Linked DNA regions of Mus musculus: regions 1, 2, 3 and 5 are each linked to region 4. The links are chromatin loops, found by intact Hi-C in ENCODE. Cell type or tissue: heart. All regions are shown on one strand. Links, peaks and the distances in the headings refer to the core of each region. The heading gives the core; the rest is flanking DNA.

Region 1 (5,825 bases), core at 826-5,825, 110 kb before region 4:
TCATACTGTCTAATGGCCTTTGGTCCCAATTGTGAAATTTTATATGAGCTCATTCATTCTCTACAAACCTGCCCCCTTTGGGTCTTGGTGCCTATGTATCATTGTCTGGTCTCTAGTTGGTGGAATTGCCCTTTTTTGTACTGCCACTTCTCAACATTTTTGAAGTTTGACATAATGTTGCTTCATTCCAGTTTTTTTTTTTTTTAGTTCTGTAATTTGTTGACTGTATTTAACTATGTGAGCTTTTTTTTTTCTGTGATGTTTACTGTATTGTAAAGCACCTTAATCATGTGATGGGTGCTCTATAAATCAATAAATGATGACTTAGAGGCTGTATTATGAGCTATTTTGGTTTTAGGTTTCAGGTCTCAAGCAAGTTGTGGGATGCTTTGTATAGAAACAGCATATAATACCAAATGATACACACTCAGAAACTTTGATGGATCCATAAGCTTTATTTAAAGAAGGAATTTGAAAGCAAGAGTTAACTTGACTTCCAGTCTGATAAGATGCTCTTTAAATTTCCAGTGCATAGTCAAACATCATTTTATTGTTTTATCAGAGTTTCTGTTCATGGTGACTTAGAGGTTTGAAATGAACATTTGGCAGAACAATATTGGGGATCTGTCTTGCTTAAACTAGTCTGGTTCTGCCTTAGAGATCAGCTAATTCATGAGGAACCTAGACTCAGATGGGAACTGGATGAAACCACCTCCCCTCTAAACAAATTGGCATCCCTGCCAAGTGTGATTTGACTAACACTTTCTCTTAAAGATAATAGTATCTACTTGTCTTGAGTTCTCAGATAGTTCATATGCATTTAGTGGTAGAAACTGATAACTAACTTAATATATTGATGATTATGCACATCTATAAGTTTCTAGTAGCTGTTTGGCCTCTTCCTTATAAACTGGAAGACTATGCAGCCAGATATCTTAGAGCTAAATTAGAAACAAGAAACTTTAACTCTGATAAATATATTTGGAATAAAATTGCTATAGAAGGACCTGGATGTTGCTCCTGTACTCTGTGTACAAATCATGAGGTAAATAACAAGTAGTTTTGCTGCTTCAAATGCAAATGAATAGATTGTTGACTTTAGTAGTATGTTCTTTCTGCTAGGCACTCGGCTCCCAAGGAACTTTTCTCCTTAGTCCTCAGGAAGATAAAGGAGGAACTACCTCATTCAATTTAAACTTCATTTTTCTGGAAGCCTGCAGAACTTGCCAGAGTTTAGTTTGCAGAGAAAATTACTTTATGGGTGTGGTATTTCTGGTTGTTTGGTTACAGGTGTGCAGTCCAGCTGTCAAGATAGGATTGGACTTGCTGAGTTGGTACCTATACACTGACCATTAGTGACACGATCACAGACTTGAATCCTGTTCACATAAGGGAAGTAAATTAAACAGCTTTCAATAGCCAGACACATGCACAGAAAGTTCTAGACAAGAAGAATGACTTCCTGCAGCAGAATCTAATCGAGAGGCTGAGTGAGGGTGTTATCCCAGTGTCAAAGGGCTTGCCAAGTATTTAAAGCCCCAGCTAGCACCACAAACACACGAAGGGCTGGGGAGATGGCTCCGCTTGGTAAAGTTTTTACCATGTAAGCATGAGGACCTGAGTTCAGATCTCCATCCAGCGCAGCAATGCTTATCTAAATTCCAGTGCTGGAGAGGCAGATTCAGAAGGCATTTCTTGGTCTGTCAATCCATATATTTGAGCTCCAGTTTTAGTGAAAAACTATCAAAAAAATACAGTGAGCTGGGTGTGTTGGGGTGTACCACCTTTAATCCTAGCACTCCAGAGGCAGAGGCGAGTGAATCTCTTGTGTTTGAGGCCAGCCTGGTCCACAGCAGGAATTCCAGGACAGCTGAGGCTACAGACGCTCTCAGAAAAATGAGTGAACTACAAATGAGCAAGGTACCTTGACCTCTGGCCTCCACAAACATGCTACACTTTCACACATAACCTATAAAAGAAATACAGTACTTGAATGCTCACAAAATCTCATTCTTCACAATACTAGAAACCATGTTTTTATTAAGCAAGTTTCTTGATAGTAGATTTTGGTATCTGTGCATCATAAAGGATCTGGCCAAATTTTTAGGATAATCCAGGGCAAGAGTATCTCAACTAGAAACAAGTTGGAGCCTTGTCAAACCTTCCAAAACGAAGTGGGACTCGGATCTCCCGCCTAGAGCAACTTCCCGCTCCACTTTCATTCACCCCTTGTCTGCTCTGGCTCCTCCCTTTGCCACGCCTCCATCCATGGATACCTCTGACCCTAGCATTTGGAAAAGCAGGAGGACCAGTAATTCTAGACCAGTCTGTACTCCATGAGACTTGTCCAAAAAAGTGAAAACAAAAACAAACAAAAAACCTGGCTCAGATTAAGTTTGCTGGGCTTGCAAAGCAAGGCAAAGAGAAAACATGCTGCAAACAGATGTCAGATATGACAGCACTTTCCAACCAGTTAAGTTGTTTTAATGTTAGGAGCTTGAGTATTTTTAGGGGATAGAAGAGTCTGTTTATGCTCAAAGCTGGTTTATCTAGCCACCTGAAGATCTCAAAAACTCATTTGACACACCTATGAACCATCCTCAGCAAGGCAGTGAAGCTTTGAGCTCAGGCACTTCTATTGAAACTAACAAATATTGTTTCTTTAATCACATGTCGCTTATCCAGGGCCACTACTTTAACACTGCCCTGTTATTTCCTTCACTACTGTAGTCTGCTACAATCGGAACATCAGTTTTTAGTACATAATTATCCTTAATGTATTTAAGTGTCCTTCTCTTCCATTTTCTAAGTGTTTTTCAGCCAGGGTCGTCCCCTTTTCAAAATTTTAACCATTGCCCTTACATTTTTATAATCTGAACTCAATCCCTTCATTATTCCATTTCATTGCCCTCTAATGCTTTCTTTAACTGTGGCAGATCTTCCTAAAATCTTAACTGTTCTCTAAGTCACTACTTAACTGTTGATGCATTATTTCTATTCTCCTTTGTTGACCTGGAGGCTTCAGGTGTGCTAAGTACATATTCGTTACCCGGGCCAAGAAAAAGTATTTATGTCAAGTGTGGTGGCACTTGCCTTTAATCGCAGCACTCCAGGCAGAGGCACTAGGGTCTCTTATCAGTGTCAGGCCAGCCTGGTCTACATAGTAAGTTCCAGAACAGCCAGGATTATGTAGAGAAACCCTGTCTCAATTCCCCACTCTACCTACTCCACAGCCAAAAAAGGCATACTATCTAGGATTGTCAGCCCTCTATTTTGCTATTATAAAAATCATCTAATCATTCTCACATTCACAAAAGGTTTAAGCTCCTGGTTTACAATCTGAATTCCTTCTCCATGGCCTTGTCAACCGTTATTAGCTCCTAGTGTTATTTGGCTTTGCCACTTTGACCTCAGGGATCTCACAATTTTGCTTACATAAAATTGTATAGAGATTTGCAGTTTTTGCGACCCCTATATTTGTAACCAGTGTGTTTGCCTGTTTGATAACCCAAGTTGTCTGGTTTTAGCCATAAAAATTCCCAAAGCCCTGGAGAAATGCTATCATTTAAGTATTAGGACAGCGTCCCACGTGGTTACAAAGTAACTTAAAGATCCGCAGTCCCTGCCTCAGAATAGTCCATGTTTGCTCTACCCTGACGATCGCCTGGAGTACGAGATAGCCCAGTCCGCGCTTGTCAAACCTTCCAAAACGAAGTGGGACTCGGACCTCCCGCCTAGAGCAACTTCCCGCTCCACTTTCATTCACCCCTTGTCTGCTCTGGCTCCTCCCTTTGCCACGCCTCCATCCATTCTCGCGAGACTTGATGATTCCCTTGCGCCGGCATTTATCGCGAGGCTGTAGGCAGGGCCGGGCCCGACATGGCGGAAGGTAGGTTTTTTGTGGGGTGGCACGGGAAGACGCGAAGCAATAGGGGTACCACTGGCCGGGCACAGAAGCCCCTGGAAGGGTTGTCCGGCTGTGGTCGTACGGTGCATCACGTGTCTCGCGAGCCTTCCTATGTAGCGTTTCGGGGCTCCCCGGGCCGGGGTTCTCAGCGCCGTTCCTATGGCAACGCCCCTCCTGCAGTCTGTCTTCACTCGTCACCCCCCGCCCCCAACCCCGATCCCGGTAGTCTCAGAACGAGAAAGGGGTCGGGTCCTGGGAGCGAATGCACCCGCGGGACTCGAGAAAGCTGTAGAGGAGCTTCTTGTGCCAGCCATGCTGGAACGGGGAGGGAAGTGCCCCTCTCCTTAGGAAATCGAAACTGCTGTCATGGCAGGTCCTGCATCCGGAAGGGTGCATCTCTTGCCTGCGGAAGAGCTTGGGACTCTTCCTTGGAAGAGCCGGGACTGCAGCTGGACGACGGGCTTCTTGGGCGTGCGCTGTAATAGTCTTTAAGCTTTTTGGCAGCCCTAGCAAATGTGGGCACGCTCAGATTCTCTGAGGTTTACAAAGGGGCAAAAGGAGATGTTTCCTCAGTAAGGAAGTTGACCAAGGTCACACTGCTTGAAAGAGGTGTGCTAAAGCCAGGCTTCGGTTCCTTTACCTCCTGCTTTAGTCCTTCGTCTCTTTTTTAGTACTTTACGACATTGCAGGTAAAGGCATCCGGTTTCTCAGGTGCAGCCTCCCTTAAGGAATAATGTTAGGATCTTTGCTTGCCATAGCTTTACTGTATGAGTTGGGGTGAAAGCCCTGAGATAGTGAGTTACCTAGTAGTGATCAGACAATATTAGACCTGGCCGGTGTGCTTCTCCTGTGTACCCCATTGTTGGAGAAAAATACTTCTTGTTGGACTTTGTTGAGTGGCTGAAGATTTACTTGATCTAGACCTGGCCTATTTTGTTTTTGTCTTTTGTTTGTATTTTTTGGTAAGTGTTGATTAAACTCATCATTTCTTGATCTGAGATTTGGGTAGTGTGACAGTTTGTGTAGTCTTCTCAGATTTGAATTAGGTTTAAGAGTGACACGAAGTAGGCCTGCCAGGTGTGTTATTTGCCCTTTATAGTTAAGTGAACTGAGGCCAGATTCATGGCTGGGACTGGATTCTGTTTTCATTTTTACTTTTTCTATCTGTTAAACACCTTGGAGGTGGTGAACATTGTCCAACAGAGGAGGAGAAAGCGAAGTGACTGAAAGTGCTGGGTGTGGTGATGTATGCCTGCCTGCTTGTAGTTCCTTCATTCAGCACTTGGAAGGATCTGGAATTTAGGGTCATTCACAGCCTACCTGGAGTGCATGAAACCCTGTTCAAAAAATGAACTAGATGATTTTGCACACCACGGAATGTTGTGTACCTGTTGCTCAGCAGCGAGGTTTGGGAGGAAGGTTCAGGAAGGCACGATGTGAGATCGTGAGCAGTGTAGAGCCTTTAAGAAGGAATCTGCGTGTTGGGGAAATGCATGACCAAGTTTCAGGTCGTGGAGGAGGGAGTTTCTCAGTCCGTAGTTGTATTGAGAACTTAATTGTGTTTGTGCTCAGGTTCCAGTTGTGGGGAATTCATACAGGCCAAGGTTAGTACACTGCGTGTTTACTTTTGGTTGCCTTGAGGTGATTAGAAACATCTATCTAGCCAGAGGACAATACACCTTAAGGACAAACCAAACATTTTTCCAGGATTAATCGGATGGAGGGATGAGGTGATCGGGAGATGATAGTCTCTGACCTCAGTCTACCCTAGCTACACTCCAGATTCCTAAGTCCCAGTGAAGACTGTTGAAAATGATGTTGCAGAACTCAACTAGGAAAATTTGAGGAATGGCAAGAAAAACAAAATTACTAAAGATATTTTGTTTCTTATGTTGGCATGTGTTTTTGTTTGGTTTGG
Region 2 (5,929 bases), core at 373-5,372, 590 kb before region 4:
TTGCTCGTTCCCAAGACTACAGAGACATGATCCAAGAAGCAGATGGAGGCACACAAGGAAGGCAATGCCAATGGCCTGCCAGCACCACAGGGATGGAGCTGAAGCCACAGAATGAGCTGCAGAGTTGAGGCTGTCCACCTCAAGTCAACAATCACACACACATTCACACACAAGTCCAAGGACACCCACCCACACCACTCTCTTGTAAAAAGTCCTGGGATAGCCCTTTCCTTGTAATGCATTCCCCATCTTTCCAAAAGTCTCCCAATTTGTTACCCTACACACCCTGTGATGTCTGCCACAAAGTATCTCTCCAGGAATCATGAGGTCCCTATACATCAGTTCCTCCATCTACGCCCAAGACAAACCTTTCCCCAGCCTCTTCCCTCCCAGAATCCCAGGACATCTTCAACTGTTTTCTATGTATCTACTGGAAGGTGCCCCTCAGTCCACCCTCCCCCATCTCTCCCAAAGCATCCACTGTCACTCTAGCTTCAGGAATCCTTCCCACAGCTCTCTTCCCACTCCCCTGCAGATCATCTCTGAAATGGCCAATGTCTATTTCCTCCCCTGAAACTGCCGGCACAGTTGTTCTCATTGCAGATACTCTGGGAAGATTCTCATAGGTTGTTACCTCCCCTGCAGATCTTGAACTGACCCACATTCTGGTACCAAGCTCACCGGTGTAAGAAACTTCCACAGCCTGGCCCCTCCCTACAAGTCCCAGGCTCCCTCTACTCACTGTTTCCTCCCCTGATGACCTTACTCCCTCAGTGGCCGGTCTCCTAACCACTGTCAGGTCAGAGACACCTTCATCTGCCTCCTCCCCAGAGGGCCCAGCCACCCACACTGGTGCAGGGACATGTCTGACCATGGGAACCCTCCCCGGATGCAAAGCCTCCCTCCCTGCCTCGGGAACTGTTCCACTGTGTCTCCTCCACAGATCAGAGATACCTTCAGAGCCTGCTTCCCTCTCAAGTTCAGGGACACTGGCAGCAGTGGGTACCTCGGTCATTTGTCTTCTTTGCCATATCCCCGAGCTTTCTCCACAGCCTCTATCCACTACCCCATGAGGCCCACAGAGCCCAGAAGCTGTGGTCTCTCCCACGGCTGTGGGAATTCTAGCAGCCACAGGCATCACAGCAGGCTGTCTTCTCTGTACACCCGCAGAGAGTGTCGCATCCCCCATGGACTCGGGGAGCCCCACAGTCACTGGTACCCTTGTAGGTGGCCTGCCTCCTGAGTCTGAGGCTCTCCTACAGCTGTGCTCCCACACACAACCAGATCCCCTGAGAGCCACGCCCACACCAGCTGGTGATACCCCTACTGTCACAGGTATACCCACAGTCTGTCTCCTTCCTGATAAGTTTGAGAAACTTCTGGAGCCAGCCTCTATCTTCAGAGAACCAGGTATTTCAGGAGCCAGGGGAACCCCAATAGCCGGTCTCCTTCCCCATGAACATGGGAGAGCCCCAGGTTCAGCATCCTCTAGCACAGATGAGCACTCCTCAGGAGCCACAGGTCTCGCGCAGGCAACCTGAGTTCTTCCCGGCAGGTTCACCCCGTCTGTAGAGCTGCTTTCCTGACACACCCACAAGGCAGCAGGTACACCCAGAGCCGAGGGTACGCCTTCTGTGGCCCACCTGTGCTTTGGCACAACTGCTTCCGTCAATCCCACAGCTCGCCTCCTTCCACACGGACAGGAGAGAGCGCCACATCTGACATCCTGATCCACAGCCCCATGTATTCCTAAAGCTGCAGGCTCCTGAGCCTCCGGCTCCCTCATGACCTGCCTCCTTTCCCACAGGCTTAGAGGATTCCCATTGTATGTCTCCTCCATAACCGGCCCCGGCAATGGCTCAGCCAGAGGAGCTTCCTGAGCCGACTGCTGCCTCTCCCACAGGCCTGAAACGTCATAGCTGGTTTCTTCTTCCCTACCTCCTGGTACCACCACTGTCTGCAAACCTGGCAACTGTCCTTTTCCCCACAGTCCTGGAATACTTGCATCATCTGCCTCCTTCCCCAAAGCCCTGGGTGCTCCCATTGCCTGTTCTATACCCCACAGGCCCTGGGCACCTCGAGAACCTATCTCATGCTCCTCAGAAGCACACAATTCTACAGCCTGTGCTGCACCCCATGACCCCGGGTCACCTCCACATCTAGCTTCCTCTTCTCTAGCACAAGGCACTCCTACAAGCTGTCCCATGGTCCTTAGACCAGGAATACCCCTAGAACCTATATCTTCCATCTCTTGTCTCCTTTGCCACAACCCTGGGCCCCCGTGGGAGGTAGTTCCATCTTCCATGGCCCTGGGTAGTACCAGCAGGGCATCAGGGCCCCCTTCCATCAGCCCCCTTTCCCATAACATATGCCCATATTCAGCTCCTTCTGCCAGAGCCCCAGAAAACTGCCCTGACTGCCCTCCCCCACAGAGACATGAGGTACCCTCACATTCCCTCACTTCTCCAGCTCTGGGCCTTTTCAAGACCTGAGACCATCCTATGGCCTCAGGCACCACCACAGTTTGTCTTTTTTCCCAAGGTCCAGAGGAAACACAGTCTATCTTCTCTACTACCTCAGGTCCACCCACAGGAGGTGGTGTCTTCCCAGCTTGTCCCTGCCTACAAAGGATAGAGACTCTCTCACAACCGGCCCCTATTCCCCTAGCTGTGGGCAGTCCTGAGGCCTGGGGGAATGTCCTAGTATTGCCTCTCACCCAGGGTCCGGTGACACCACCTCGGCTGGTCTCTACCCAGGAAGCTCGCCCAGGAATACCCTTCTCGATCGGCCCCTCTCCCACGGGAACGGGATGGAGCTCCACTCTGCTTCCTTCCCAGCATCCCGACGCTACCCTCATAGCCTGCACCTTCAACCACAGTTCCAGGATGCTCTCATGGCCAAGTGTTCCTGGACGACCTTTTCTCTCACAGCTTGGAGAGCTCCTATTGTCTAGCTCCTCCTCCCCAGATACAGTCACCCACACAGACCCAGCAGGCCCAACCACCTCGGGCTCGCCCACAGTCCCGTTCACCCACACTGTCCTGGGGTCCATTGCTGCCTCAACCGAGCCTGCAGTCCCAGGTATCCCAAAGGCCCTGTTCACCCTAGCGGGGACTGCGGGCTCCGCAGTCCTCTTCTCTAAAGGCTGCTGACCATTCTGTAGCCACCCTATGTTTGCACAGAGCATCCGCCGCACTGAAGATCTCACCCGGCGCCTTACTCCATAGCCTCGGGATAACCCTGCACCCCACCTCCTCGCCCACAGAGGCCGAACACCCCGACGCAACCTGCGGGCCCTCATGCAATGAGCCGGCATCTTCGCTGCCAGTGTACACCTGCGTAGCCCGGGCAAGGGCCCCCGTGCCGGCGTCGCAGCTCCTGGACAATTCCTTTCCCCAATGCAACCTCAGACACGCTCTCTTTGCATCTGTTCCCCCGCACACGCACTCACAACACTCGGATCCAGTCCTCGCTGCCTTTCTGCCTCCCAGCTCTCTCCAAACCCCCGCCCGATCCCGGACGCCGCCCCCGGCCCCGGCCCCCCTAAAGTCTGACAAATAGAAAGGTAATAGGAGGGGCGGAGCTGCAAGGCAAGCCTGGGGCGAGGTCTCTCACTGTCTCTCTGTCTAATGCAGTTTCCCAGAATTCCCCCAGCTCCGGCCCAAGCCCACCTGGTTTGGGCGCGGCGCGGCCACCAAGAGATCGTAAGGCGACCCCACGCTAGGCCTCGCTTCCGGCCTCTCGCCCAGTCGTCATGGCAACAGGCGCGCGGCTGTTTGGGAGCCGTTGATCTTCCTGAGCCATTTGAGGATCAAGGTGTTGTACCGCGACGGGCTTTGCCGTCACTGTCCATGAAGCCAGGGTGGGGACCAGACCAGGTCAGGCGTCTAGTTGTCTGAGGGAAACTGGCGCCAAAAAGAAACTCCAGCAGACCAAAAGGACGGCCCTAAGGAGTTATGGCTATTCAAGGCTCCCGTAGCACCACTCTGCTGCGGCGGCCCCGCCCACCCGGAACCTTGTCCACGCCTTACTTGGGCCCCGCCTTGGGGGCGCAGGACCCTAGGGCTCCTCCCGTGCTCCTCTCCGCACTGTTGTACCCATGGCCACCTTCGAGGAGGTGAGCGTGCTGGGCTTCGAGGAGTTCGACAAGGCAGTGAAGGAGCATGAGGGCAAGACCATTTTCGCCTACTTCAGCGGTTCTAAGGATACCGAAGGGAAGAGCTGGTGTCCGGACTGCGTGGAAGGTGAGGCTGGGACCAGGACTGGGGGTTGCTGCGCCACAGCAGTGCTAGGAAGAAGGCCCCTGCTGAAGTCAGAAAGTGGGATGAGATGAGGATCTTGGTCCTGCAGACCCGCAGAAGCGCCTGAGCTGTACCCCGTCTCTCGTTAGGCCCTTACTGCCCCACCCAAGGATGACCCTCATTTTTATCATGGATTCGGATCTTGGAACCAGGTTCTTTAAAATTCTCAGTTCCCCAAACGATTAGTGTCTCATAAAAAAAAAAAAGACCAGACTCAGGAGTTGATCTTTCCGTCATCATATATGTATGCTGAGTTTTCTGATTGTGTCTTAAAGACAATCAGGACTAGGACTTAAGTGATTCACGAGTCCAGAGGACACGCGACTTTAACATCCTATCTTACAACCGGTTAAAGTCTAAGACTGGGGACGGGAGGGCGTGGGCTATCGCAGTTGATGTGTAATTACTTTTTAACTCTTTTAAAAAGCTGAGCCAGTCATTCGAGAGGGGCTGAAGCATGTTACCGAAGACTGTGTGTTCATCTACTGCCAAGTAGGAGACAAACCTTAGTAAGTCATGTATACCGTATCTCCAGACATGGACTATATTATTAAAAAGCTGGGTAAAAAGGACCTCAGATAATTGGTCAGGCTCTGTGTTTTAGGTATTGTCTGATAAGCTAAACAATTAGAATTACTGAATTCATATTTACAGTTTATGTTCAACCACATATCATCATTAATGAATTGGGTCTGGAATAAGTTCAGAACTCTATTGACTTTACATTTGTTTTATCTTAGCCACACTTTAAACTTTGCAGAAAGTGACACATAAGTTACAGTTCTCAAAATGTTTAAAGGTTAACAAAAGCAGTGGTTACAAGTATATTATATATAAGTCAACTGTTGAGTAAACTGTAATGAACCAAGTAGTATTTTTCATTATCTGTTTCATTTTGGAACAGCTGGAAAGACCCAAATAATGACTTCAGACAAAAACTGAAAATAACCGCAGTGCCTACACTACTTAAATATGGAACAGTAAGTGTCTACCTTTATGTTTGTAGCTATAATGTAGTTAAAACTCAAGTTGTTTTTTGAGTCAAGTTTGAAAAGATCTTGACCTTTGATTTCCAACATCACATTGTTGTTCAGAGTGCATCAGAAACACACAAGTTGGTGTCCATTCCTCTGCCAATCCTGACAAACTATTAATAATGCAGATATTAGTGTCTGGGGTGTATTTTTAAGCCACTTTTAAGATTCTGTCTTCAGAAGAAAGTTGACTCATTTCTGAAAGCACCTTTGTCAATGTTTTCTAAACCCACTTTTCAGGCTTAAAAGGGCTCTCCCTCTATTTCAGCCCTGCCCCTAGAATCCTAAATTAAAGAGTTGAGGGAAAGAGATGGCACCAGGCATGCTGTCTCTTGTTTTCAGCCTATGGGGCTTCCTAGTGTGGAAATACAAGGCCTCTCAGGCCAAGTGTTTTAATGATTCATCTTGACACAAGCATCCTAACTATTTAATAAAGCTTGTTATAACTAGCTGATGGCATAATTTGTGTTCAAAAACTTGTCATTCAAAGTAGAATTCACTCCACCCCTAGTAATATTCATAGCAACAGTGAAAACTTAACCATTCTTTTTACAGCCTCAAAAACTTGTGGAGTCTGAGTGCTGTCAATCCAGC
Region 3 (5,929 bases), core at 344-5,343, 190 kb before region 4:
GAGAGTATCAGATCCCATTACAGATGGTTGTGAGCCACTATGTGGTCACTGAGAATTAAACTCAGGACCTGTGGAAGAGCAGTCAGTGCTCTTAACCGCTGAGCCATCTCTCCAGCCCTTACATCACATAATTAATAGCTAGAATCTACAACAAAGAAAAAGAGGAGGAGGAGGAGGAGGAAGAGGAATAAAAGAAGGAGAACAACAACAACAGAAACCCAGGTAGCATCTTAAGAGATCCACCTGCCTCTGCCTCCTGAGTGTCAGGATTAGAGGAATATGTTACCACCTTCTGGCAATAAATAATTTTTAAAAGTCAACCAGTCAACCCAGAAAACTTATCCAATCAACAAGTGGACAAATAAGATAATTTTCAATATATATATGAAAAGTTGTTTAAATATCTTTAGCTGTCAGGGAAATACAAATCTAAACTTGAGAGCTCATCTTTCCCTAGTTGTTATCAAGGAAGCAACAAATAGGGTGAGACAGCTCAGTGGGTAAATGACTGCATCTGGCTCCTTGAGTTTCATCTCTGAAATCTGTGAGGTAGAAAGAAAGATTGACTCCTCGAAGTCGTTCTTTGACCTTTACAAATGCACTGTGGCACACATGCACGAGCATGCTACATAAAGAAAAAACAAATGCTGAGGATGGGTAGATGAGTTAGAAACCCTTATCCTGCTAGAACGTAAATTAGTGCAGTCACTGTGGAAGTCAGTTGGAAAGTTTCTAAAAAACAAACCTAGAGCACACACCTTTTAACTCCAGCACTCAGGAGGCAGACGATGGTGGATCTCGGTGTGTTTAAGGCCAGTCTGGTCTATACAGTGAGTGCAGAAACAGCCAAGGATATGTAGAAAGACCTTGTCTCAAAACAAACAAATATACAAATCAAAAATAAACCTAAAAATAAAGGGGGGAAAGATGGCATGGTAGTTAAAGGACCTGAGTTTGATTAACAGAATCTACAAGGTAGCTCACAACCACCTGTGCCTCCATTTCCTAAGGGATCTTTTTACTGACTTCCAGAGACAGGGCACACTCATGGTGCATATACATCCACAAAGATACTCACTTATCCATAATTTAAAAATAAATCATTAGAAAAGAAAAAGTTACTTGAAAGAAAATGGATGGACCTAGACAGCATCTTGCTAAATGAAATAAGTCAGACTCAAAGACAAATGAGTGTTTTCTTTCTCACATGTGGAATCTTAGTTTCAATAAAATTAAGAGCTGAAAGTAGAATGGAATGATTTTTTGGAAGAGGAAGGGAACCAGTGGGAAAGCGATGTGGAACAAGAAGGTAATTAAGAATCTGTGTGAACACGAGCAAAGTGCATATACAAAAAATGTCTTAGTGAAGCTCATTGCTACATAATGAATGTATTTAAAAACAAAAATACAGGGGCTGGAGAAATGGCCAAGGATTAAGAAAATTTCTTTCGGGGCTGGAGAGATGGCTCAGTGGTTAAGAGCACTGACTGCTCTTCCAAAGGTCCTGAGTTCAATTCCCAGCAACCACATAGTGGCTCACAACCATTTGTAATGAGATCTGACACTCTCTTCTGGAGTGTCTGAAGACAGTTACAGTGTACTCACATATAATAAAAATAAATAAATCTTAAAAAAAAAAAGAAAATTTCTTTCAGAGGACACATAGGATAGGATGGTTTCCAGCAATCGTGTAGTAAGTAGCATAAGACCCTCTGCAGGTCCAATTCTAGAGCATCTGATGTCCTCTTCCAGATTTTGGGTACCAGGCATACACATGGTACACATAAATTCACCCCGGCTCATATATATACCCATTAAAACAAAATCCTTAAAAACAAACCCACAGAGGGATATGGTGGGGCATGGTTTTAGTTCCAATCCAGACAGAGGCAGGCAGATCTCTTGAGTTCGAACCTGCAACCTGGTCTGCAGAGGGGTTCCAGGACAGCTAGGGCTATACAGAGAAACTCTGTCTCAAAAAACCAAAACCAACCAACCAAAACAAACAAACAAACAAGCAAAACAACTACAAAAAACCAACCCCTCCCCTATCCCAACCATAAAGCTGGATTAGTCCCTAGGTGGGCAGTATTTCAAAATGGCAGATTCACTCAATGTTTGTTTCTTTGGTCTGGTGGGACAGTGCTAGGGAGGTAAGCCAGGGCCTTGTGCCTGCTTGCCCAGTAATTTTTATTACATGCCTAACGGAATCTGCTCCTCTTGTTCACTTTACTTGGAGTTCACAGAAGCTTCATGCTTTTGTGGGTAGAAATGGACCTGATTTCCTATGCACAGTTTTTGTTTTCTACAGTCCAGGTACAGGGAAGTAGGGATTGAACAAACACTTATTGAAAGAACAAGCAAGGGGCTGGAGAGATGGCTTAGCGGTTAAGAACACTGGCTGATTTCCCAAAGGTCCTGAGTTCAATTCTCAGCAACATGGTGGCTCACAACCATCAGTAATGGGATCCTATGACCTCTCTTGGTGTGTCTGAAGAGAACAACAGTGTAGTCATATACATAAGTAAATAAATCTTTAAAAGAAAGAAAGAAGAAACAAAATTGAGTGTCAATGTTACTTTTCCCCCTTCCCTTTTTTGTTTCTTTATTGCTACAGTGTTGACAAAGCACTCAACTGGGAAATGGGCAAGGAGGTTGGATAAGGTTGACTTTTCCTAATCTCGGCTTTCACACTTGGACTTTACATAGTAGGTGCCTTTTCTAGAGGAGTCTGATCTATTATGGATCCTCATCCCCAGACGGAGATTGGGTATCACTGTGCAGCGAAGGGGACCTGGGTCTTCTAATCCTCAGCCTCAAGTGTTGAGATTACAGGAGAATACCACCTGAATCCGAACCATTTATCAGGTTGTGCTAATCACAACTCTGCACTTTACTCAGTCTTACTATTTACTTAAACGTTTTCTGCTATGAGACTCATAACATTTTTATTTCAAGGACCATTCTGTGCATTCTTTATGAATTATCACCATGCACTCTATTTTGCGGCTGCTTAAAATGGTGCACACCAGTACTAAATTCGGCTTTGTAACAATGACTAATTCGCACACCTCCGATGTAGTGTTGGATGGCTGCTGGGTCCTCGCCAACATCTACCACTTCTGGTCCCATCACGCTTAGACCTCCTGCTTATACCGGGAGGCAGCGTCCTGACCCTCCGCGACCTCTTTGTCATGGCGTCCGCGGGGCGTCTACCAGCCGACGCTTCCGCAGCTGGGCGGGCGTGGACCTTCCCAAGATGGCGGGGCTGAGCCCACTGCGCGCGGTGGGCGGGGTTCCACCGCCGGAGGCGGGGCAGCAGGGCCGAGGGGTCGGGCTAGCAGGAGTGCTGCTTCTGAAGGAGGCAGGCTCAGCGCGCTTGCGCGGAGCGGCCCTGCGCGCAGTGAGGCAGTGGCGGGGGAAGGCACCGGTGGGGCCGACGGGCGGGCAGAGGAGGGAAGCGGGCGAGCGAAGTCCCAGTGCGCGCCGCGGCGGCCCGGGTACCCTCCCCTTCCGGGCGTGAGGCGCTGAGCGAGGAAAGCCGAGCGGAGCGGACTCGCATAGGCGGCGAGGTGCTTCTCGGGTCTCCCAAGACCGGCCTCCCCGCGGCTTCGGCGCTCCGGTCCGGGTTCCTCAACACACATCTAGCTCCAGGCACCGGCAGAGCTTGTCGCCAGTCCGTCGAAGTCCCGGTGGCGGCCCGGGCTCTCGGTGGGGAGGATGACGGAGCTGCAGTCGGCGCTGCTACTGCGAAGACAGCTGGCAGGTGAGCGGCGGGGCGCCGGGCCGCGATCGCGGACTGCCGAGCCACTCGCCTCCTCTCGCCCGCTCGGAGGCTGGGTGGTGGCGGGCCGCGAGGGTGGGAGCCCGCGAGTCGCGGCGAGCTGGCGACACTCCTGGCCCGGCTGTGGAGGGTGTTGGGGGCGGGGACGCTCCCCAGCCTCGCCCTCGGACGGGCCGGACGCCCTGGGCGGCTGCCCCCTCCCCCACGGCACTGGGGCGTTGCGGGGGAGGGGCGTGGGTCCCGGTCGGGCCGACCCTCCCTGAGGGGCGGATCCCGGGCTCAGGTGCGGCGGAGGCCGCGGAACCTCGGGGACCCCGGGAGCTTGCGGGGTCCCCGCGCGGCTGTGAGTCCGAGCCGTGTCGGGGGCCGGAGAGGGGAGGCGCGCCAAACTTCTGGCCCGGCAGCGCGGGGTTCGCGGAGTTAGGGCAGACAACAAAAGCGACGGCGGGGCTGGCCCGGGTGCTGACGCGGGGCACCGGGGGGCTCGGCGGGGAGCGCGACTCCGCTTCGCCTGCCTCCGCCTGGCACGAGCTCGGGCTGCGCCGCCCGTCTGGGGGAGGGTGGGCGCGGGCGCTGGGGAGAGCGGCTCGCTGGCCGGCCCGGGCTTTGTGCTCCGTGGGCACGGCTCGGGCTCCTTCGCGCAGGCTCGCGGCCACCGGGCTGCGGCCCGCCTTAGGCTCTGGCCAGGGGCGGCGGCTCAGTGCCTCCCCCGTGGAGTCTCTGTCCCCCTCCCCCATTGTCCCGGCCTCTGGCCGTTTGCGGCTTCCAGGTTGACTTTTTAGGGGGTTGGCTCCTACTCTGCTAGGACTGTGTGAGCGGAGCATGCGCGCTGGAGGCGTACGTGTGCGGAGTGGAAGGGGGGGAGGGAGGAGGCGGGTTGGTGCCTTCACAATGCCGCCCCACGTGCTGCCAGATTTAAAGAGAAATGAACCGGTAGTTAGCCCTGCTGTCCTACGCCAAGCGTGTGCCTGGCTTGGTTCAGGCGACTTCACCCCTCCTCAACCTGTAGCCAGTCCTCTCCCCCCACCCCCCTTTTAAACTTTCTGAAAGCCGGAATGTTGATAAATGAAATAGATTTCTATGAGTTTGAGGTGTCAGCTAAATCACCTTTATGACTTCTTAAGGAAAAGGTCGACAGGGGCTGTTACAGATTGTATAATTAGGTTTATTATTAGACCATGAGCTAACAGGTTTGGACAAGTATTAAAATTCTAGGTGGGACAGCAATTTGAAGTGGATGGAAAAGTTAGAATCCCCATCAGAAATATTTTCGAAAGAAGTTAAACAATTTATTGCATCTTATTTAAAAACATTCTTTTTCTGAGGTCTTTTTCGCCTTTTGTTTTGGATGAAGGAATTAAAATTTTTGACTTAGTAGGAATTCTTTATCGAAACCTGCCTGGTCTACTGTAGTGGATTCTGGGACATCAAGGGCTATGTAGAGAAACTCTGTCTCAGAAAACAAAAACAAAAACTAACAATAAAATCAACTATCTGCATTAATTTTTATTATGTGGCAAATTATTAAATAGACGGTAAACACTGAATATTAAAAGGATAACCTTACATAGTGGAAATGACATACATTTTTAAAGGTGCAAAAGATTTTACAGTTTAACAATACCACTATGTTAAAATAAGACCCATTTGTGAGCATCTTTTTTTTGGGGGGGTGCTGAGGTTAGACAGTTTTTCTAAGGAGTCCTTCACTGTCTGGAACTCACAGAAATATGCCTGCCTGCCTCTCTCTGCCTGTCTCTCTGTGTCTGTCTGTCTGTCTCTCTCTCTCACAGGTTTTCTCTTATATAACCCTGATTGTTTTGGAACTCCATGTAGATCAGGTTGGCCTTGAACTTAACACAGATCTGTCTTCTGCCTTCCAAGTGCCTGCCCCCCACCTTCTTGTTCTTTGAGCTGGAATTTGAATCCTGTACCACCATACTAGGTTTATTTATTTTATTTTCCACAGAAATAATAAATAATAGTTTAAATCATATTTTAGGGATACTTAACTTTCTCAAAATGTATGGAACAAAGTTTGTTGGTTGAAATGTGAAAATATTAAATTTATTTGAGAAGACTGGATGAGCACCTAAAAATAAAGGCTTTTTCTTTTTTACTTTAGCATTTTTAAATGAGTTTTCT
Region 4 (5,929 bases), core at 666-5,665:
AGTCAAATGCAGTGATGTGCATCTGTAATCCCTACAGTTCTCCAGCAAGGTCAGAGACAGAGACAGAGGCAGAGGCAGAGGCAGAGGAGGCAGAGGCAGAGAGAGAGGCAGGAAAATCACCTTAGAAGCATGTAGGTCAGCCAGCCCTAAAGAGATGAGTTTGGAAGAAGTAAGAACAAGAGGCGGGAACTAACTCCCAATTTTTTTTCTGATCTCTATATGCCATACTGTGGCACACACACACACACAAAGCATATACACTTACCAAATAAAAATTTTTAAGTGGAACTAGCCCAAAAGCCCATTAAATGTAATATTTACACATGCAGTACAGTATTACTTGGTCATAAAAAAGAATGAGTGCTGGGTGTGGTACAAAAGGAGGTAGAGGCAGGTAGCTCTCTGTGAGTTCCAGGACATCAGGACAGCATGATCTCCATAGTGAGTCCCAGGCCAACCATGGCAACATAGTAAGACCTGTCTTTTTTTTTTTTTTTAAATGGCTGCATGTTGATAACACTATGGATGAACTTCAAAATCTCTAAACTGAGTAAAAGTCATGTAGAGGAATTTTAGTCCAGCAACGTGGCTGCTCAGGCTGGAGTACAGCCACACCCTTAGTACACTTTAATCCCAAAGAAGGTAAAGTTAGTTTGTAGTGACTTCTAATTGACAAAGTGACAAATCAGGGAAATATCTGACAGAATGAGTCAGAGACAGGATCTGCCCAACTCTCACGAGGAAAAAGAGGCAACCTAAGAAGGAACAGCCCGGCAGCAGAGGGGAAGGCGGCAGTTTTACAGAGATAAGTGAAAGATGGAACAGACTAGATACAGGTAAAGGCGGAATGAGCCAGAAGATGAGAAGGAGCCAGATTAGAAAAGAATGCCAGAGTTAGTTTAAGGCCAAGCTGAGCAATAGAGTCAGAGGTCGAGAGAGAAGCCAGATTGAATCAGTCAGCTTGGAAAGGAGTTGGAGCTTTAACAGTTGAGTTGAACCAGCCAGCCAGAGCTCAAACAGAACTAGAAAGGGTGAGCTTATATAGGAGTAAGTCTTGGAGGCTGAAAACATTCTAGGCCCGGATTAGATTGTCTGGGAGCTAGAAGCTTCCAGGACTAGGCCTAGGTTAGCAGGAGACAGTAAGCCTTCCAGGTGACAATTACATCAGGTGAATAAAAGTTACTTTTACAAAGCTAGACTAGAAAAGGACATGTGGGGCTGGAGAGATGGCTCAGTGGTTAAGAGCACCGATTGCTCTTCCAAAGGTCCTGAGTTCAAATCCCAGCAACCACATGATGGCTCACAACCATCCGCAATGAGATCTGACGCCCTCTTCTGGTGTATCTAAAGACAGCTACAGTGTACTTAGATATAATAATAAATTAAAAAAAAAAAAGAAAAAAGAAAAGGACATGTGTGAGGTATATGATTCTATTCATAGAAGGGGCAAATCCATAGGAAGAGAAAGTACACAGGAATTCCCAAGGGTTGTGGGGAGGTAGAGAATGGAGAGGAGTGGATGATGGGTAGTTTCCCTTGGGGATGAGCAAAATGTTCTGAAATTAGGTGATGATAATGTTTGTTTGTCTCTGTGCCTTTAACATAAAGACTTTTCTGTGACTTGTGCCTTAATAAAAATAAGTACTGACTATATAAATGAGTACATTTGCTTCCCTAATAGACTGTGTGGGCAGTCAGACACATCTTGGATTCCTCAGCACCTGGCCAAGGGAGGACCCATGGTAGTAGTCAATAAATGGAGCTCAAAAATTATATGCACAGAACGCAAAAGCTACTAGAGCATACTAGCCCAGAAATGGAAGCATGTATGTTCACACTTGTGCATGCATCCATGACAGCTATACCAGATGTTAGTAGTGTCCTAAAGTGCACTCAAGTGGCAAGAAAAAACTCTTGATTCCAGTCTAGCATTGCTTCTAACTCTCCATGTCCTTGGGTAGGTCCTATCCCAGGTTAGACTGTTTGAAAAGTCTGGAGAGAAGGAAGTGAGTGATCTGTATTTAAAGGTAGCTTCCTAATTCTCCTAAATGACCGGTGGACTGCTTGAAATTTTTGTCAGTCTAGTTACCAGTCTTGCCCTGCGATCTTCCTTCCCAAATAAACAAAGAGAGAGGTATTCTCCTTGGCTAGAAAAACAACACCTTTAAAATTGGTAGCTGGGAAGCTGGCTTACTGGTTAAGAGCAGTGGATGCTCCTCCAGAGAAGCAAAGTTCCCAGCACCCAGATCACAACCATGTTTACTAGTTACAGGGATTTGAAAACCTCTTCTGGCTTCGATGGGCACCAAGTACACAGGTAGTTCAGAGTTGTACAAGGAAGTAAAACACTCATACACATAAAATAAAAATTAAAAGCTATTAGGTTGGTAGTTCTCATATCTTGTTAAGGCTTTTAGTCAAATTACATTTTCCGATCCCCTCCGTTGTTAAGGGGTAACGGGAGCACAGCAGAATGGAGTTAATTTGATAAATGTTCTTAGGAAGGCTAATATACCAAATTTTGTCAGAAGTTTTGTTTCGTGTTGTTTTAGAGCCAGCCTGGCCACAAATTCCTGGCTCAATGGATCTTTGTAGCTCAAGAGATCCTCCTGTCTCAGCCACTCCAGTTAAAACACCACTTCTGGTTTATTGTAGGTATTTTAATACTACAAAAGATACTTGCTTTCCTGTGCTCTAACTTCATTCCCCGCTTGATTCTCATTTTTTTTTTTTAAAGAAAAGCAGACAAGTGCATCTACTAGAATTAAAAAAGACTCAAATATTATATTAGGGGAAACGGAGGCGGGCGGAGGAAAGGTTATTTCGGGTCAGTCTAAAGAGCCTGAAAGCACGGTAGCTCTAGAGACCAGGTAGACTTCTGAGTGTAACCACTACCTAACAAGACACATCTTTCTCCGAATCAGTCACACAGTGCAGCAGACAGAGTCGGAGGGTACATAACTAGCACAGTTGCGTCCAAGCTGCAAACCAGGACCGTGTCCTTCCCACCGCAGCAGTCTGAGGAATGTGGGATGACGAGGCGCGGAGGAATAAATTACTGGACGAACGCAAGCCGTGGCTACGAGCCCACGCAGGAGGAAAAGGTGTGAGAGCCTCGCCGATACCTGCGAAGCCGCTATAGTGCGCCCCAGGCTCGTAGTGCCTCCTGCCAGAGGACACGTCGTAGACGCGGCCGAGCAGTGCCAAGTACAGGCCCGGGTCCCCTGGGCCGCCGCGATAGCGGGCTAGCTCCTCGGGAAGGAAGAGGCGAATACCAGGGCGGGGACCCCACCAGTCCATCAACCACACGGCCATGACAGCCACCGCCGCCACGGCCAGGCTCAGCACCACACCAAGCCCGCATATCCTCAGCATCTATACAGCAACACACCAGACACGCTTCGGAGGTAGCCACCTCTTAAGCCACCACTAAGACAGCAGAGACGCCGGCCGTGACGTCGGCAGCGCGACACTGACAGACTTCACAGCAAAGTTGACTCTTTTGCCCCCGACTCTTTCTTCTTTTCTTGTCCAGCCTAGATTCTGAACGTGAAGCGTGGAGCAGAAAAGGGGAACAGTACAGAGAAAAAACAAACAAACAAACAAACAAACAAAAAGTCCTGGCTTACAGTTTATCCGCCCTCAACAAAGATGGCGGCAGAGGCGGCTAGACGGATACGTTAACGGGTGGGTTCCCGGGCTTCATTAAGCTGTCGTGAGCAAATGGAATCCGCTTGACGGCTCCGTTGCGACATCAGGCCTCGCTCGACAGCCAGGAAGCCGGAAGTCACTGCCGCCGCTGTGGTCTCCACCCCGTCCCCGCCCGCCAGGAGCTGTCGGAGGTTGACAGGTCGTGGCTGGGAGGCGGCGGCGGCGGCGACACCTCCGAGCACCCAAGACGGAGACCCCATGGGGAACGCTCCGAGTAACAGCAGCGAAGACGAAGCGGCGGCCGCAGGGGGTGAGGGCTGGAGCCCACATCAAGATTGGGCTGCCGACTCTGGCACGACCCCCGGCCCCGGCCCTGCGGCCGCGGTGCTGCCTTCCGCCGCTGCACTCCTGGAACCCGCTCGGCTGCGAGAGGCAGCGGCTGCGTTGCGGCCCGCACCTCCCTGCGAATCCCTGGTGTCGAGGCACCACGGCGCGCTCTTGCGCTGGCTGGAAGAGCGGCTGGGCCGCGGTGAAGAGTCCGTCACCCTGGAGCAGTTCCGGGAGTTGCTGGAGGCTCGCGGCGCTGGATGTTCGGGCGAGCAGTTCGAGGAGGTCAGGGCTGGCTGGCTGGCTGGCTGGCGACAGCGGTGCGGGAGCAGGGTGGTCGCCAATAAGGTCCTGAAGAGGTGGGCGGTTGCTTTGCGGAGGCCAGCCAGGAAGCCATAGGGTCCTCGGGTTCTTAGAATGGAAGTATGGCGTTGTCCGAACTCTTTCGGAGTGCATCACTACGGAATTTTGCTACGTCTCTCGCCTTTACTAGAGGTGTGGAAAGTCCAGGCTACATTAGCTTTGTTCCGAAGAGAGGAGCAAGCCAAAAAAAAGTCTCTGCATGTGGTAGGCAGACATTTGTGCAGTTGACAGGCTTAGTTGCTTGCTGGACCTTATCAGAGTAAGACAATTACGAGAAAGGATGTGCAAAGATCAAGGGAGTGGCCATGAAAACCATTCTGTTTTACTGGCCTGTGCAGGAATCTTGTAGAGAACCATCTGAGTCTAATGTGGAAGGAGGGTAACATTACACTGAAAAGACTCATTCTGCAAGCCGTTCATGACTATAAAATACTAGGTTTTGTTTGGTTGGTTGTTTTTTGTTTGTTTGTTTTTTTTTAACAAGTATACACTGGATTTTAAATCATTGAAGAACTTGTTCCAGGCTCATTTGAAACCTTATCAAACCTAAAGTTGATAGGGAAGCGTTAGTTTTCTTGTACTTATGAAATTTCTCCTCATATCTCTACTGAACATTTTGGTTTATGGTTTGGAAAAAACTGACCCAGAGTTAGCCTATAAATCATTTCACTAGCAAAGTTGAGAGTATCTCACAAACCTCTTGATTCCCACCCCATTCCCTTAGGTCCCTATTATCCTGCTCCCTGAAGTCTTATTAATTCCACAATGTTAGGACAAAAGGTTTTTAATGAGTAAGCCATGTAAAATTGTCAGTCATTGATTGGTTAGTGTGTAAAGCAAGAAACCCACAGTCACTTGTAACATAATTTAAAAGTTCTGTTTCCTCTAAATCAGAGGCTCTTGAAATATTTCGAGAATGTCGCCTGCAAATGATAAAAATGCCTACATAATATATTTTGTAAGTTTCCCTGTAAAAACTGCTTTAGTGCATTCTAACTCTCAAAAATACGGTGATACAAGACTGTAATACCAGACTTTGAAAGGCAATAGCAGGAGGATCAATTCAAGGCCATTATAAGCTACATAGTTTGAGTACAGCCTATGCTAGACTCACTTTGAGAAGGACTGTCTCAAAGGTCTAAAACATATATGCATTCACATTATAACCACACACAGTTAGTAAAAGGTCTTTATTAAAATAAAATTTCCAGGATATTCCTGGGAAGCACACATACATGATTCTCAAAACTTAAGAGACTGAGGCAGGCAAGTCTCTGACTCAAAAAAACCTAGAATACTCATAATATGCTCATTATAGTACCCACATCTTTTATGAGAATATGAAACCTTGGTAAAAAGAACTGTGCAGACTTGATCAAGAAGGTGACACTTCTTAGATTTGTTTAGAGGCAAATGAAGACAAACAGCTTTTACACAGTGAGAGTGTCTTGACAGGAACAGAATTATCTATGGGGTTTGTAGAGGTCATGTAATATAAGGCCAAGAAATCCAGTGAGCCACCTGAGAAAAACCCCTCAAGGGTTGTGGCATTATTCACTAATTCAACACCAGCCCTCCAGATGACAGT
Region 5 (5,929 bases), core at 626-5,625, 570 kb before region 4:
GGGTGTGGTGATGCACACCTGAAATCCCAGGACTAGGAGAGGCTGATGCAGGAGGATTGCTATGAGTTTAAGGCCAGCCAGGACTATATGACTGTATAAAAAGTACCAGACTAGTCAAAACTACATAACAAGATCCTATCTCGAAAAATAAAGCAAAAGAGAGAGAAATAAAAAATAAAAAAGGGGCAAGGCCACTGAGTTGGCTCGGAATGTAACAGTGCCTGCCCCCGAAACTGATAACTTGAATTTGATTTCAGGAATTCACATGGTAGAAGGAGAGACCAGACTCCCAAAAGTTGTCCTCTGACCTCCACACATATATCAATGTGTGTATAATATTTTATATAGTTTAATATATAATACATAATAATTTATAATAGACATAAAAGTATATACTATACAATTTTAAATATAGTAAATCAATATATAACATTAAACATACATTTAATTTAAAAAATTTTTAAGGCTTGCATTGACAGGATCCTCTTTCCCCAGACTAAGCAGGCCATGGGAAGAACCAGAAATTCAATTAACGAGGTGTTTTTCTCACATCTTTTTCTAGATTTTACAGAATTCCTGTTCCCTCCTTTGTTCTATTGATCTCATCCTAAGAAAGCTAATGCTTATATCCAAGGCCTGGATGGCACCATAATCAATGCTTAGAATTGCATAACTGTAAAAAAAACAAACAACAGAAATAAACAAAACAGAAAACCTGTCCCGCCAGGCGTGGTGGCGCAGGCCTTTAATCCCGGCACTTGGGAGGCAGAGGCAGGCGCATTTCTACAAGTGGCTTCCCAGCTCGGGAGTGTCTTTTGGGTCTTCAGTGGTCCTCTAGGTTCTTGGCAGTGGCTTTGCTACTTTGCCTTTAGCATGACGTTGACCAGTGCTTGGTGGTCACCGCTCGGGCCTTTCCTCTCACTGATGCTGTGGAGGAGAACATGTGAAGCACATGCTTACAGGCTAGGAAGTCTGCTTCCCCTCTTTGACACATTTAGGACATTGCTCAGACTCTCCTGATTTGCATTGGTTCCCACAGCAGCAGTGGCAGCAGCCTCGCCTGTGTTCCTCCACACCAAGGTGTCCATGGCCTCTGTCAAGGTGTGCTCTGTACTGTTGGTGGAGCACCCTGGTATAATAATAACCTTGGTGTCATTTCTTTCCTTTGTCCTATATTTGGGGTTGCTTACACTCTTAGAAACTTTGACTCTATAGTCTTCATAAAATTCATAAAATTTGGAGGCCATTATTCCTTCCACTGTTTTTCCCTGCCCCTCTCTGGGTGTAAATCGTGGGTCTGATAAGCCATGGGAAGCTGATGTTCTTCTGTTCCTCTTCATATTTCACTGGATATTTTGTGTTGTTTTTGTCTTCATGTTTATACTAATGTTTTTTCTATAATCTATAGCCTATCATAAATACCATGTATGGTTTTAAATTTCTTTTAATTTCACTTAAAACATTTTTATCTCTCATAGTTCAACTTCAATCTTTTAAAATATCCTCCACACATAAACAAATTCCTCCACAAATTCCTTATATCTTTTTGGCATGTTTGGCCTGCCCTGCCATTACTTTTAACATATATAATTTTGTTTTAATAATGATTTTGTTTATTTTTATTTAATCCTATCATCTGTACAATCTCTGGGACATTGCCTATTAATTGATTTTTCTTCTCATTATGAGTTGTATTTTGTGGTTGTTACTTTTCATGCCTGGTTATTGATATTTGTATGCAAGGCATAGTAAATTTTAACTTTTTTTGAGTGTTGTTTAGTTTTCATATTTTTATAATTCTTTTTTTGTTTGTTTGTTTGTTCTTGTTTTGTTTTTCGAGACAGGGTTTCATTGTGTATCCCTGGCTGCCCTGGAACTCACTTTGTAGACCAGGCTGGCCTTGAACTCAGAAATCTACCTGCCTCTGCCTCCTGAGTGCTAGGATTAAAGGCATGCGCCACCACGCCCGGCATTTTTATAATTCTTGAACTTTGCATTAGTCACAAGTTATTTGCAAGCAGTTTGTCCTTTATATCTACTTTAAATCTGTTCTGTGAGTCCAGATCAGTTTTAAGTGAACAGTTAATGTTCTCTGAGACAAAAGCTGGGTCTGTCTTCTCTGGATATCCCTAAGTTAGGTGTTGGCTAGGGGGACAAGCCTTGTTCTCAGTTTCCTGCCCTAGCACGTGCAGTGGTCAGTGCTCAGCCGAATGCTCAGTAGACACCTGTGCAGTCTCTGAAGTTCTCTTTCTAGATGAGGCCCTGTTTTCAGCTCTCCATCCTTCAGTTACCCCTCCTTAACTCAGGACCGTGAGAGGACTCTGCCACAGCTCCCTCCTCCCCAGTGCTCACACTGAAACCTCTCTCTGGGCAGTAAACAAGGGCAACCACATAGCTTATGTTACTTTCATACTCATAACAAGCCAGAGAGAAGCCTGATATTCCCCTCTGCCTTAAGTCTTCCTTATTATTTAACATAGCTTGTCCTGGAAACTAACATTACCGTTTTCTTTCTAGGTAACAGGATATTCAGGTGGTAAGCAGATCGTTATGGTAGCTATCATAGTGCAGAAATAGAACATATCACACAGTCTCTGCCATGGACACAATTACTATATTGACCTGCTCTCTCTCATTTTCAGAGCAGAGCCCCCACTATAGCCCAGTCTGGCCTTGATCTCTTGATCTTGTCTCTGCTCTCTGCATGCCAGGATTACATATATATGTACTTGCCTGGCTCATTGTTTCTTTTTGAGGAGATGGTAATATCATTTTCTTCTGTGAGAAATAGTTAAGTACAAAAAGATTAGGAGGGTGTGTGAGCTTAAATATAAGTGCTGATTATCAATGTACCAGTTAGAGTTTACCCCTTGGCTGCAAACCTCAATTTCTGCTTTGCTACGCGTGGCTCTGCCATTTAGCCACCAGGGGGCGCATTCTCTCTAGAAGACCAGAGTAGCTTCTTCCTGCCTGCTGTCTCCGTTGTGCCTCCTATGCTGTGAACTCTCAGAACCAACCACACTTCACCCTGGCTGCTGCAGTTCCCTTCCCTTAGTAGCTGAGTACACTTGTCAGTTTTCTGTTTGAGGAATTCGTTTTGTTAAACCTAACCTCAGAACACCAGCAGCAGCCGGTCATCTGTTCTCAGAGTCTGCAGTTTATGCTCTGTAGGGTCCTTCTGAGTTTCTCAGCTGTAGTCATCCCAGTCTCTGCTCCTCATCTGCCACTTTGTCATGGTCACATGGGTTCCCTCCCTCCCTCCCTTCTTTTCCTTTTGAATTGCCTGTTTATACCCTTTGCTTGTTTTTCTTTTCATTTTTCTTACTGATTTGTTTATGAGTAGTAAATATTTTAAGTTCAGATTTCATTTGTTATATGTACATATTCTTATTAAAAAATAAAGATATCTGTATGTGTGTGAGAGAGAGAGAGAGAGAGAGAGAGAGAGAGAGAGAGAGAGAGAGAATGTAAGCCATGTGTGTACATATTCCTGTGGAAGCCAGAAGTGAGAGTGGCATTCCCTGGAGCTGGAGTTTAAGATTGTTGTGTACTGTCTGATGTGGGTGCTGGGACCCAAACTCTGGTCCTCTGTAAGATCACCACTCAACCACTGGGCCATCTCTCCAGCCCCTACATGCATATTCTTAAAATTCAGGGGTCACTTGTCTCTTTGAATTTTCATTTTTTTTCAAGATTTATTTTATTTTATATGAACACACAGTTGCTGTCTTCAGACACACCAGAAGAGGGCGTCTGATCCCATTACAGATGCTTGTGAGCCATCATGTGGTTGCTGGGAATTGATCTCAGGACCTCTGCAAGAGCAGTCAGTGCTCTTACCCCATCTTAGCCATCTCTCCAGCCCATCTTTTTAAATATAAAAAGACAGTTTCTCATGTCCCACTGTGTGCCCTTCTCTTGTTTGGTTTCCTTCTCTGGTTTTATTTCATGATTGGCAGCAGTGTTTCTGTTTTCATAAACTGACCTCCCAGTCAAAACTAGTAAAGGCTGGAGAAATCAATTTAGTGGGTCATAATTTTTTAAAAACAAGTGAGCTGGAGAGATGACTTAAGTGGAGAGAGAGAGAGACAGAGACAGAGAGACAGAGCACACTTATTGCTCTTACAGAGGAGTACTGCTCTTCAGTTCCAAATACTGAGTACATGGGGACCATGGGGACCTCTCAGGAACTTGTAACTGGCACTATGTGGTCTCTCACCCTTTTTCTGCCCCCTTTGATACCTGCACACATGTACACACACACACACACACACACACACACACCTCCAACCTCCACACATGCATTGTGACATATGTGTCACTCCATGGAGTTGTCATACATACATACAATAATAATAGGAAATAAGAACTTAAAACCTATCGCATTGCTTGGGGCAGGGAGGAGAAGAGGAAAGGCCCCTGCATCTGAACAATTCAGTTACAGCCCAGGGCCAGAGTTTTTACTGTGGCTTCTACTAAGCCATCTAACAAGTGTCTAGTAATAGGACATGTGACAAGAAATGGACAGTGACAGCATTATTAACCTAAAGAAAGCCTCAAGTCGAGTTAAGGATTGATAGACTTGTTGAAAGACATTACGGGCCATTTGTTCACAGGATTGACAGGAACTGAGTACATAAGTAATTGGTTTCTCAGAAGAGGTGGTAGTCCCGTTAAAATCCGTCAGAAAATTGCTCGTGTGTTTTATTGGTAAGGTAATTGGTCCCCAAAAAGAAGTCTGTGGTTTGTATTTATACAACATCCCTGCCCGTGACCATGTATGGATAATCTTTTTACAGTGTAAGGACATATATTAAGGAAACTTGTGTTTCAGAACAAATGTGTGTTACTGTCAAAGAGGTATGAAAACCACTATGTTCCCTCTCGGTCTCCCCCCCCTCCTCTTTTTGAGATAGAGGTCTCACTGTGTAGACCAGCCTGCTTAGCCTGCCTCTGCCTCCTGACTACTTAGATTATGGCATTAATCCCTGAGTTCCTTATATGGCAAATGGCCATCATGCCTGGCCACCAATCTGTTCAAGGATTCAAGCATTCTTGAGAGCTGAGATCCGTTCGAGGGTCCAAAAATTCCATGGGTCCAAGAATACCAGACACCTGCCATCTGGAGAAATGCCTTCTGTGCATTTTTGCAGATCCTTGGTGGAACTCCCCTGAATTCCCTCACAAATTCATCTGCATATCTGTTAGACTGAAAAATCTGTTCACCCCAGCTCAGCTCTGTGCTTCATACGATTTCATTTACACAAGGGTCCTGGCGCTAAAATACAATACTCCAAAAATCACCAAGCTACTCTAACCCCTTTGTTCTGCGAGGAAACAGCTAAAATCCCTTGCCAGGTACACAGCAGCTTGGGTCATCTGCAGGGCACTGTCCCCATTCATCAGCAGAGTTGGCAGTGGAAACCCAGTGGCCTGTTCACATTGTGCTGTAAAAGGACCAGGAGAAAGAGCCTTAAAGCTCCTAAAAATGTATGCTCCTAGGTTATGGGCTTCCTAACCCCAAGGCTGCTTTATCCATTATTTAAGACAGGTTGGAATCCTGTCAAGAATTTGCCAAGAACCTACAAAAATATTCAAGACCTGGAAAAGCTCATTGGCTTCAAAATACAAAACAAAAATCGAAAGTAGTAAGTTCCAGTGTGAATCAGTTCCATCTTTTATCACCCATCAAATCAAGACCTCGGAAAAGGACGATGGGTGGGACCTTTCAGTGGGTCTACACGGGGTCTATGCAGTCTGTGCCCTGGGAAGGTTCTAGAGTTGGGGCTCTCTACAAAATCCTAAGAGTGACCCAGCATAGCATTTTGTAAGAGCTGCTCACACCTCTCTCCCCTTTGAGACATTTGGGCAGTTCTGCAGATAAATGAAGTCACCTACAGGTGGCCCAGCTCCCCACTGTGTTAACAGA

The links. Hi-C counts contacts between places; a loop is a spot of excess contacts. Peaks named below come from ENCODE experiments on the same cell type or tissue, not always from the same donor. Only the 100,000 strongest peaks of a DNase experiment are listed, where the experiment ranks them.
Region 1: a loop joins it to region 4, with 5 times the contacts of the local background. A loop is called at or near these places in 2 of 42 quality-filtered maps.
Region 2: a loop joins it to region 4, with 2.4 times the contacts of the local background. A loop is called at or near these places in 2 of 42 quality-filtered maps.
Region 3: it touches region 4 in a loop (2.8-fold over the local background); 6 of 42 quality-filtered maps call a loop at or near these places.
Region 5: a loop joins it to region 4, with 2.1 times the contacts of the local background. A loop is called at or near these places in 2 of 42 quality-filtered maps.

Annotation. Positions count from the first base shown.
Region 1 is chr11:72,686,146-72,691,970 of GRCm38, forward strand. It overlaps Ankfy1 (ankyrin repeat and FYVE domain containing 1), which reads left to right and starts at 3,857. Exons shown (of 25, transcript NM_009671.5): 1 at 3,857-3,889. The coding sequence starts at 3,880. It overlaps Ube2g1 (ubiquitin-conjugating enzyme E2G 1), which reads left to right. Exons shown (of 6, transcript NM_025985.4): 6 at 1-336. In heart, for the core only: no CTCF peak of the experiment used is centred there; a DNase peak (open chromatin) is centred at 3,816; H3K4me3 peaks cover 2,687 bases; H3K27ac peaks cover 2,340 bases.
Region 2 is chr11:72,203,525-72,209,453 of GRCm38, forward strand. It overlaps 4933427D14Rik (RIKEN cDNA 4933427D14 gene), which reads right to left and starts at 3,958. Exons shown (of 19, transcript NM_001361564.1): 1 at 3,672-3,958. It overlaps Txndc17 (thioredoxin domain containing 17), which reads left to right and starts at 4,030. Exons shown (of 4, transcript NM_026559.3): 1 at 4,030-4,244; 2 at 4,729-4,810; 3 at 5,206-5,281; 4 at 5,891-5,929. The coding sequence starts at 4,100. In heart, for the core only: a CTCF peak has its summit at 3,104; DNase peaks (open chromatin) are centred at 2,867, 3,047 and 3,997; H3K4me3 peaks cover 3,113 bases; H3K27ac peaks cover 2,239 bases.
Region 3 is chr11:72,603,870-72,609,798 of GRCm38, forward strand. It overlaps Ube2g1 (ubiquitin-conjugating enzyme E2G 1), which reads left to right and starts at 3,392. Exons shown (of 6, transcript NM_025985.4): 1 at 3,392-3,766. The coding sequence starts at 3,721. It overlaps Gm51906 (a long non-coding RNA gene), which reads right to left and starts at 3,294. Exons shown (of 4, transcript XR_003949712.1): 1 at 3,072-3,294. In heart, for the core only: no CTCF peak of the experiment used is centred there; DNase peaks (open chromatin) are centred at 3,312, 3,972 and 4,632; H3K4me3 peaks cover 2,846 bases; H3K27ac peaks cover 2,539 bases.
Region 4 is chr11:72,792,388-72,798,316 of GRCm38, forward strand. It overlaps Cyb5d2 (cytochrome b5 domain containing 2), which reads right to left and starts at 3,452. Exons shown (of 4, transcript NM_001024926.3): 1 at 3,126-3,452. The coding sequence starts at 3,375. It overlaps Zzef1 (zinc finger, ZZ-type with EF hand domain 1), which reads left to right and starts at 3,839. Exons shown (of 55, transcript NM_001045536.2): 1 at 3,839-4,263. The coding sequence starts at 3,910. In heart, for the core only: no CTCF peak of the experiment used is centred there; DNase peaks (open chromatin) are centred at 3,364 and 3,754; H3K4me3 peaks cover 2,309 bases; H3K27ac peaks cover 1,977 bases.
Region 5 is chr11:72,218,537-72,224,465 of GRCm38, forward strand. No RefSeq gene overlaps it. Among named protein-coding and RNA genes, the nearest start is that of Med31, 5.9 kb to the left of the region's middle. In heart, for the core only: a CTCF peak has its summit at 2,926 (motif pointing right); a DNase peak (open chromatin) is centred at 2,995.